Linked DNA regions of Mus musculus: all the other regions are linked to region 1. Evidence: chromatin loops called from intact Hi-C (ENCODE). Cell type or tissue: left cerebral cortex. All regions are shown on one strand. Each heading gives the region's core, and the rest is flanking DNA. Links, peaks and the distances in the headings are about the cores only.

Region 1 (3,298 bases), core at 247-2,746:
TGGTAGTGCCATCCTGCTTCTGTTCTGCAAACACGAGGAGGCTGGGGTAGTTGGCAGAGGTTTTCGAAGGTAATGGGGTAGGGTTGGCCAGACAGAAGACAAGAGAGAACACGCATGTGGCCGTGCTGGAGAAGGCCCGTGACCTCTAGGATTGAATTGTAAAAGCTGGAATTCAGTTGCAGGCAACAGCAGGCCCGGGTCTTTCTAATGGGTGGATCTCTGCCTTTGGAGGGCTGTGTATAATTAGGGAAGTAGAACACATTTAACTTTTGCTTAATCCTGGAATTTGAAGGGGACCATAAGCATGAAGTCAGCTCAGAGGCTGGTTTTTAGCGGTTGCCTTTCCAGGTAGAAGAAACATTGGGGGAGCTGGTCTGAAAGGCCTTAGGAAGATGGCTTACAGCCTACTATGATGAAAAGGAAGAGACCCAGGGCCGCCCTACTGAAGAGCAGCTAGGGGGTTGAGTCTGACCCTTGAGGCTCGGTCTCAGTGTCAGTGTTGAGAGCGCTCTTGGAGAGGGTTTTCGTTGGAGCTGGTATGGTGGCTCATGCCTGAATCCTAACTGAACATTGAAGCAGGAGGATGGCAAGGTGCTGGCGGCCTGTGTCTCAAGGAAAGGTTCCAAGTCATGGATTAATTTTGAGCAGAGTTGTTAGAAAGCCAGTGTGACACTGGCCTTCATTCCCCGTCCCCCAATGTAATTATTTACTCTCCCCCTTCCCGGTTTGAGTTGAAGTCTCCATCCTCACCACAGCACGTCCTACTACTGGCTCTGGACCATACTCCAGAGCTGTGAGCTAACACTTCATTATTTCGTTTATAGGTTACCCAGTGTCAGGTGCTGTGTTCTAGTAATAGCAGGTACCACTCTGTTCTATGAGAAACATTGTTAGGAAGGGGCCACAGCGAAGCTAGCCATCCTGTGTGCTTGGTAAGGTCCTGGAAAAACTTTTTTTGGGGGGTGGGGTGGGGTGGTAACAGGGCAGGGCACTTACCTCTCTGGTCACCCTGGTCCCTAACCTGGAAGTACTTAAGCCTAATGACCTCAACAAGATTCTTGTTTTGGGTGTTTTCAGGAATTCTCTCAGGTTCGGAGTTGGGAGTCTGAGTTAAGATACAGGTTGGCTTATTTGACAATTTGGGTCTCCAGAACCAGTCCAGAATGAATGACTTGTAATTCGGCAGTGGCCTTTGTGAAGGACATGGAGGCTGATTGTGAACTATGTGTCGGTAGTCAGAACCAGATTTTCTTGCAATTTTACTGTCATCAAGTTTTAAAATGGGCAAATAAGAAACTGGCCTAAAGGCGCAGCAGCTTCAATTTTGACAGCCTCCGTGATAGGATCTCTAGGCCGCCCTCATCCTTCTGGCCTGGCTTTCCTAGAGTCTTAATGGGTGCCGGGCTTTTACGCTGATGCTGATTGCGGCTCTTCCTTTCTCCAGCGCCCGGGCCAGCTCTCCGCACCGCCCGCAGCCTCTGCCAAGGGGGCCGCGGCGGGAACAAAGGCAGCACGTGTCTGGGCGGGGCCCGCCCTCCGCCCCGCCCGCCCCCTCGCCCTCCCGCCCGCCCTCCCGCCTGGAGAGCTCCGCTGCGCGGCGCCGGAGCTCACGAGGCCGGGCTCCGCGCGCGGCGCAGGCACCTTCCAGGTGGAGACCCGGCTTCGCGCGTTCCCGCCGCCCGCGCCGTGTCCCGTAATGGGCGCGCCCACTAGAGGCGCCACCGTGCGCCGCTCGCGCTGAGGGACGCGAGTGGCGGCGACCTGGCGGCGAGACCGAGCGGGCGTGTGGACCGCGCGCGCGATCCGGAGAGGCGGCTTGCAAGGCGCGCGCCGGGGCGGGGCGGGGCGGGGCCGGCGGGCTCGCGGCGGAGACGCAGGCGGGGGCCGGGCGGGGGCGGGGCCGCGGCGTCTGCAGAACCTTGGACAGAAGCAGGGAGCCGCCGCCGCGCCGAGTCGAGCACCCGGGCCGCGGCGCGCATTGCGGAGGGCCTGGGACGCAGCGGCTGCGCCTGCCGCGGGAGCCTGCCTGACTGCGGGTAAGCCTGCGCGGACCGGGGCCGTGTGCGCGGCCTGGTTGGATTCCTGCTGCGGAGGCCACTGCGGCTCTTTGACCGGTGCCGCAGTGGAAGCACAGGCTGGGGCTCGACGGGGCCGCAGCCCGGGGGTTCGGGCCTCGGAAGTGCGAGCGGAGGGGCGCGGCGTGGAGCCCCGCCCGGGGCTGAGAACCATCTTGTTTTCCACGCAGATCCGCAGGACTAAACGCGTCGTGTCCCGGGAGCGCCTCCTTTCTCTCTGCGGCCGCTACAGGCTCGGTAAGCCTTTACCCCCCTCCAGCCGGCAGGCTGGGCGCGCGGGGGTGCCGGCCCCTGCCGGGCGCGCAGTGGCACCATGGGCACGGTGCTGTCCCTATCCCCCAGCTATCGGAAGGCCACACTGTTTGAGGATGGCGCGGCCACCGTGGGCCACTACACGGCCGTGCAGAACAGCAAGAACGCCAAGGACAAGAACCTGAAGCGGCACTCCATCATCTCGGTGCTGCCTTGGAAGAGGATCGTGGCGGTGTCAGCGAAGAAGAAGAACTCCAAGAAGGCGCAGCCCAACAGCAGCTACCAGAGCAACATCGCGCATCTCAACAATGAGAACCTGAAGAAGTCGCTGTCCTGTGCCAACCTGTCCACATTCGCCCAGCCCCCGCCGGCTCAGCCGCCCGCACCCCCAGCCAGCCAGCTTTCTGGCTCCCAGACTGGGGTCTCCTCTTCTGTCAAGAAGGCCCCGCACCCTGCCATCACCTCTGCAGGGACACCCAAACGGGTCATCGTCCAGGCGTCCACTAGTGAGCTGCTGCGCTGCCTGGGTGAGTTTCTCTGCCGCCGGTGCTACCGCCTGAAGCACTTGTCCCCAACGGACCCCGTGCTCTGGCTGCGCAGCGTGGACCGCTCCCTGCTTCTGCAGGGCTGGCAGGACCAGGGTTTCATCACACCGGCCAATGTGGTCTTCCTCTACATGCTCTGCAGGGATGTCATCTCCTCTGAGGTGGGCTCCGACCATGAGCTCCAGGCTGTCCTGCTGACCTGTCTGTACCTCTCCTATTCCTACATGGGCAATGAGATCTCCTACCCGCTCAAGCCCTTCCTGGTAGAGAGCTGTAAGGAAGCCTTTTGGGACCGTTGCCTCTCAGTTATCAACCTCATGAGCTCCAAGATGCTGCAGATCAATGCCGACCCACACTATTTCACACAAGTGTTCTCTGACTTGAAGAATGAGAGCGGTCAGGAGGACAAGAAGCGACTCCTCCTGG
Region 2 (3,298 bases), core at 475-2,974, 74 kb after region 1:
TGAGGTGTTTGACTGCTAAACACAAATGACAGCTTGGTTGGGCATATAATTTTTGAGTCCTAACTTTTACCTCTCAAAAGACTGAAGATGTTGCTCCAGGGGGTTGAGATATTTACTGCTGCTGGAAAAGCAATCTTATTTTTTGTCCCCCATAAGGGAATTGTCCACATTTCTAATTGTGTACACTGACACACAGATACACACACACACACATACACACACACACACACACACACACACACACACACAGAGAGAGAGAGAGAGAGAGAGAGAGAGACAGAGAGAGACAGAGAGAGACAGAGAGAATCCTTAAATTCAAAGCCATTATGGTAACACACAGACATTCACTAGCTCTCCACATAAAATACTTGGAGTATAGAGAAGTTTTCTTCTTTTTTTTTTTTTTTTTCTGAGACAGGGTTTCTCTGTGTAGCCCTGGCTGTCCTGGAACTCACTTTGTAGACCAGGTTGGCCTCGAACTCAGAAATCCACCTGCCTCTGCCTCCCAAGTGCCGGGATTAAAGGCGTGCGCCACCACGCCCAGCGAGAAGTTTTCTTCTTAAAGCTTTAAATGAACATGTTTTACAGAGTATAAAACACCATCCTGTAAGATGCATCTTCTTTCATATAATTGCCTGTTGTAGCTATGGCAACCTATCAATTATAAGTCCCATCTAAATTTCAGAGAGGTTAAAATTAAATACATATAGGTAGATCTTTGAGAATCCACAATCACTTTTGTTCCACAGCGTCCTTTTCAAGCACAGCTGCCATTTGAATGTGAGACCTTTGTTCTCGGTCCTCTCTGACGTTTTCTAAATCATTGTTCTTGGGACTGGAGAGACGCTCAGAGGTTAGAAACTGGAGAGACGCTCAGAGGTTAGAAACTGGAGAGACGCTCAGAGGTTAGAAACTGGAGAAACGCTCAGAGGTTAGAAACTGGAGAGACGCTCAGAGGTTAGAAACACCTGCTACTTTTGCAGGGACTCAAGGTCTGTTCCTAACGCTCATGTCAGGAGGTACAGATCGCCTATAACTCCAGCTCCAGGGGCATCTGGTCTCTTCTGGTACTTGCAACGCATGTGTAAATGTTCCCTCTCACCCCACATACCATATAATTAAAAACCATAAATCATCACTCTCATCTATATACTGCCTTATCATTATTTTTCAAATCTATTTTCTGTGACATCGACTGCTGTTTTCACTCTTTAACACTGACCTAACAGCTTTAAAATCTTTGGCTTGATTTGGCTACCTGAACATTTTTAGCTGTTTCTCAGTCAGTGCTTTCATTCATCTCCATATGTCCTATACTTCTTGAAGCAGAGAGCTTCTATAATATGAATTTCCTGTTACAATTCTTTCAGAAATAGGCTTTTCTTATAGCTCTTATGTATATCTTTCCTGTTGTTCGTATCTGTCCTTATAGGCCCCATAGCAAAGAAGACATCTTTCAGCCCTGGGGTCCTCACATGAAAGGGGGCATGTGGAGGCTTCTGGGTTCCCCTTCCAGTCCACCTGTTTGTAGTTAGAATCCCCAGCTCAGCTTTTAAGCTGGGAGCCGGCTCATGTGCACAGCCGCCAGTGTGGTTTCAAAGTCTTTTACTTATTAAGGAACTGCTGATGTGAGCAGGACTCTCTGCATCCTGCCTCCTCGACAGCTCACTGACAAGGAGAGTCTGAAATTATGTCTAGTTGTTTAGTTGTTAAGGAAGAGTGAAGGAGAAGCTGCAGCCCTCAGCACATCACATACCCGCGGCTCTTCCAGCGCATAAACTTTTTAGTTGCTGACTTTATATCTTGAAATACCTAATCACTTGGTCTCTGAATACATTGCATTACTTAGAGCTATACTATGAACAGTGCAGGGAAGGAGGTGCTCATAAGGGCAGGGCGCTGTAAAGGGATTCTTCCCGTCTTTCACATTTTCTGGTAGGCAAGGTACAAATGTCTGTGAGGAAGGGCCAGAGGCACCCTAGTGCCAGCTGGCTCTCATTCATGGCAGCTAACTGCTTAACAGCTTTCAACTAGTATTACAGAGACCCTTCCGTGTGCCCGGCACTGCTTACCACATGAGGACTGCTGTGAAGAGCGGAAACAAAGCCTCTGTCCCGTGGACTCGTATGCCAGCCAGAGTACTGCAGTAAGCACACACAGGAGAGGCTTGTCGGGTCGGATGCAGATGGAAGCCTGGCTCCCTGTAGGGCAGCGGGGGAAGGCCTACAAGGTGACAGGACCACAAGGGAAGGCCATCTCTGCCACCAGGTCAGTGTTTGAGTAGAATTTCCAATCTATACACTGAGGAAAGTGTCTCTCCTTCCCTGTTTCCATATGCATCTCTACTGGCAGCAAAGCAATGTGACCCATGACTACTCACTTTTAAACTGTACTACTTCACTAATTCTAAATAGCCCAAGATGACCATGGTGACAGGTTCCTGCAGTCCAAACACTCAAGAGGGTGACACAGGACAAAGACAGTAAATTGGAGGCCAATTTGGGCTATATGGCAAGACCCTGGAGGTGGGAGGAAGTACTCATATATTCCACTGAGATGGGTCAAAATTAATGAAAAAGCTAGGCATAGTACACATGCCTTGAATCCCAGCACTTGGGAGGCAGCTTGAGGCTAGCTTGGTTTACATAATGAGTTCCATGGCAGAGGTATATAGTGAGACCCTTTCTTGAAAAAACAAAGAAAGAACAAATCCTCTATGGCTGGCAATCTGGTTAGTCTCAACTGTGTTAATTTTGCTTGTAGATTTTTAGTTGGAATATAAATTACATTGCTGAGTATCCAGCTATTTGGGGGAAGTAGTCTAGAAATGCCTGCCACGGATCACGAAAACGTTTCCCAAGGAGCGGGGAGGTACAGGGAATATCTGGAAGGGGTTGGGCGAGGATGGGGTGGGGGAGGGATGACGTGAGGTGGCTGGGATGTGACATTCTTCTGTTTCTCCCGCCATGGTCAGGAGGTGCTTCTCTCCGTGCCACTCTCCTTGTCCTACCTGGGAAGTGACAGTCTACCTAACAGTTTGATGGAGAGTTAAAGGAAAGGCAGAGAGAGAGAGACAGAGACAGAGAGAGAGAGAGACAGAGAGAGACAGAGACAGAGAGAGACAGAGAGACAGAGAGAGAGAGAGACACACACACACAGACTGAGACAGACAGACAGACAGACAATCAGACAGGGAGCGAGCATGCTCCATCTGAGAAGCAGGTCAAGTGTTCAACTATTCAGCAACAGTGCCCCTTTACCTTTACTGAAGCAGATATAGATACAGCTTCTAAGATGC
Region 3 (3,298 bases), core at 475-2,974, 86 kb after region 1:
GGGCTGTGGGTTGAGAGGGATCTGTCTGTGAAGTCCACTTCAGCCATGACATCTCAGATGCCCATTCAATTCCTGGGGCTCAACCTCCTCTGGACTTTGTGGCCAGTGGCATGGAATTCTTCTGCATTCTTCTGCCTCAGAGCCTTCCAAATGCTGGGATTACAGGTGCTATCAGGACTGGATGATAATTCTTATATGACTTAGAATGCTCTATTACACAGAGAAATGTGGAAGCCATCCTGATTATTTTACTTAATTCTGATAGCAAGATTTGATGTTTCATCTTCTCTCTCTCTTATGGGCTTCTATGAGTGCCCCCCATGCCCGGCAATCTGATGTGAATATCATGAGTACAAATGGAAAAATCCAAAATAATCAACAAGTTGAATTCACAACTGAAAGGACAGCTTGTGTTAGGAAAACATTAGTAAAGCTCAGTTGATTAGGAGGCCACATCTTCCTGCTCTCTGCATGATTTATGCTTGGCTTACTAGAGGGGCAATCCTTGAGGTCAGCCTGGATGGCTTTCAATTCTTTAAGGCAAGCATACAATTCTGATATGCATTATTTTTATTTTATAATACCTCATGTATACAAATGACAGCCCCTTCTACAGCAAGTGGCAGGGGCTCACTTGTATTTATTACTGGCTCATCATTTTTATTGGTCTAGCTTTTCTTAACTACTTGGTAATCTTTGGCAATAAAGTGCTGTAGAGAGAGGAGAAAACACATTTTGCCCCCTTGGAATTAAAGAACGAAAGGCCTCAGATCTGGATGACCATGGAGAACTCTACCTGGATCTTTTAATATAACCAAACCAAAAAGATTGTGTGTGTAAAAGATTGTGTGTGTGTGTGTGTGTGTATCCACGACACATACACATAGGTGCCTTTGGGGTTCAGAAGAGAATCTCTTGGAGCTGGGGTTACAGGTAGGTGCAAAGTACTTTATGGGGGTGCTGGGAACAGAAATTGGGTCCTCTGGAAGAGCAGTATGCATTCTTAGCCTCTGAGCCATCCCTCTAGTCAGTAATGTGATTTTTTGAGACAGAGTTTCTCTGTATAGCCCTGGCTGTCCTGGAACTCACTTTGTAGACCAGGCTGCTCTCGAACTCAGAAATCTGCCTGCCTCTGCCTCCCGAGTGCTGGGATTAAAGGCGTGTGCCACCATGCCCGGCTCAGTAATATGATTTTTAATTGATATCTATATCTTACTTATTTTTTATAAATAACAGGTAAAAGAAGTAATGAACTGAAAATTAGAAATATAACCCCACTCTTATACAACTTGAATTAACAGTTCAGCAGGATTTTTAAAAATTGAGGTGTAGGGGATGAAGAGGTGGCTTATCAGGTGAGAGCTCTGGCTGCTCTTCTAAAGGACCACGACAGCTCAGAACTCTCTGTGACTCCAGTCCCAGAGCATCCAATGCCTTCTTCTGGCCTCCGAAGGTACTGCATGCATATGGTGCATAGACTTACATGCAGGCAAAGGCCCATACTCATTAAAAAAAAAAAAAAAAAGAGATTAGGCATCTAACTGCTGGTAGGAATGTAAATGTATTGCTATCATAGAAATCAACACGGAGATTCCCCAAAAAACAAAAGACAGCTACTAAATAATTCAGCAACAGCACTCCAGGCATACAGCTGAAGGAGGGAAACATAACAGAGCGCTGCACACTCATGTCCACAGCAGCCAAGCTGAGAAGCCAGCCCAGATTCCTATCAACAGATGGATGGGTTAAAAGGTGGCATATGTACTCAGTGGAATTTTGCTTAGCAGAAAGAAAAAAAGGATGTTATGTCTCTTTGTGAAACATGATCAGGCCTGGAGATGATTATGTTAAGTAAGGCAGACTAAAAAAGACAAAGGTTGCACGTTTCCTCCTCTATATAGAACCATAGATTTCTCCCATATGTGGAATCTAGATATATATGATATGAAAATTGCAGGGGACTAGTCAGGAAACAAGGGGAGTAGTGGGAGGGAGAGGGGAAGACGGAGAGGAGAGTGGCGAGTGAATATTCTCAAAGCACACGATACATACGTCTGAAATGCCAGAAAAAGCATATTTTGTACGTTTGGTATGTTCTAAAGCTGAAGTACAAGTTACAGTATAATTTGCATGTGTGTTGTATGTAACATTTATTAACATTCACAGATCCCCAAGCATACAGATGGGCAATGCTGACACTAACACTGAGACAGGAGACACACCTGCGCACCAGAGTGCTCTCCTGGCTGCTCTTTTCCGTTTTTTCAGTTTTAGCTCCAGATCTGCATAAAACTGTATTTTGGGGGACTTTGGGGATTTCAGTATCTTGAGAGTAGGTGGGTGGGCGTGAAATAGTCTCACTCTGCCATGCAGCCAAACTCGAACCTGCAGCAGTCCTCCTCCAGTGCACAGAGCACTGGATTACAGATGCTCTATTACAGATGCTCTAGCTGCTGTGCCCAGCTGTAAAAACTCTATGGGCCACAGAGACGATTACTGTTGAACTCAGGGGTCCACTGTAGTAACAGTAAACTATTTGCCCTATCCTTGATTTACATGGGCATATACTACCAGACTAAGAATTAAAAAAAAATTATTGATCTTCAGAGAGCCTGGTAGACCCTGTCTCAAAATAAAACCACAAACAAACAAATAAATGCAAGCCTGGGAATGTAGTTTGGTGGGAGAGTGCTTGCTTAGCATATGTAAGGCCATGTGTCCAATCTTTAGTACAGAAAAATAAGCACATGCATGGGAAAGCTAATTTAATACATTTATATTAATTGTTTGAGAATTTATAAAACATATTTTAATCATCTTTACCCTCACTTCTCTTCTGATTGCTCTACTCTTCGCTGCTTCAGCTCCTCTTTCTTTTTGTAAAAGTTATCCACTGAGTCCAATTTGTGCTGACCATATACTCGTAGGTGTGGGGCCATCCACTGCACAGCATCAACCTACCAGGCGACACACCCTTAAGACTGTCTCTCCTTCCCCTAGGAGCTGTCAGAATCTGTAAATCACTCTTCAGTTAGGGTGGGGGTTCACAGTGCTCCTCCCTCCGGGCTAGAATGCTGACCACAGCTGTGTAAGTTCCGGAGTACAGCAGTCCTCTCTCATCTAGGAGACGCGGCTTTGCTCGGGTCCTCCTTGACCTCTGGGTCTTACAGTCTTTCTGCTTCCTCTTCTATAGTGTTCCCAGCCCTGGCAGGGGGTGATGTCCCACCTGTGGCTGAGCACACCACCAACTGGTATTCTCTGCATTTTCATTGGTTCTGAGTTTCTTGCTAACTACTAC

The links. Peaks named below come from ENCODE experiments on the same cell type or tissue, not always from the same donor. Only the 100,000 strongest peaks of a DNase experiment are listed, where the experiment ranks them.
Region 2: it touches region 1 in a loop (2.6-fold over the local background); 15 of 42 quality-filtered maps call a loop at or near these places.
Region 3: it touches region 1 in a loop (3.0-fold over the local background); 15 of 42 quality-filtered maps call a loop at or near these places.

Annotation. Positions count from the first base shown.
Region 1 is chr11:80,475,121-80,478,418 of GRCm38, forward strand. It overlaps Cdk5r1 (cyclin-dependent kinase 5, regulatory subunit 1 (p35)), which reads left to right and starts at 1,903. Exons shown (of 1, transcript NM_009871.3): 1 at 1,903-3,298. The coding sequence starts at 2,389. In left cerebral cortex, for the core only: a CTCF peak has its summit at 1,706; DNase peaks (open chromatin) are centred at 1,717 and 2,387; H3K4me3 peaks cover 1,431 bases; H3K27ac peaks cover 1,308 bases.
Region 2 is chr11:80,548,411-80,551,708 of GRCm38, forward strand. The region is part of intron 21 of Myo1d (myosin ID); the gene reads right to left. Among named protein-coding and RNA genes, the nearest start is that of Gm31109, 41 kb to the left of the region's middle. In left cerebral cortex, for the core only: no CTCF peak of the experiment used is centred there; DNase peaks (open chromatin) are centred at 1,648 and 2,053; H3K27ac peaks cover 1,886 bases.
Region 3 is chr11:80,561,232-80,564,529 of GRCm38, forward strand. All of the region lies in intron 20 of Myo1d (myosin ID), which reads right to left. Among named protein-coding and RNA genes, the nearest start is that of Gm31109, 54 kb to the left of the region's middle. In left cerebral cortex, for the core only: a CTCF peak has its summit at 1,456 (motif pointing left); DNase peaks (open chromatin) are centred at 1,469 and 1,686.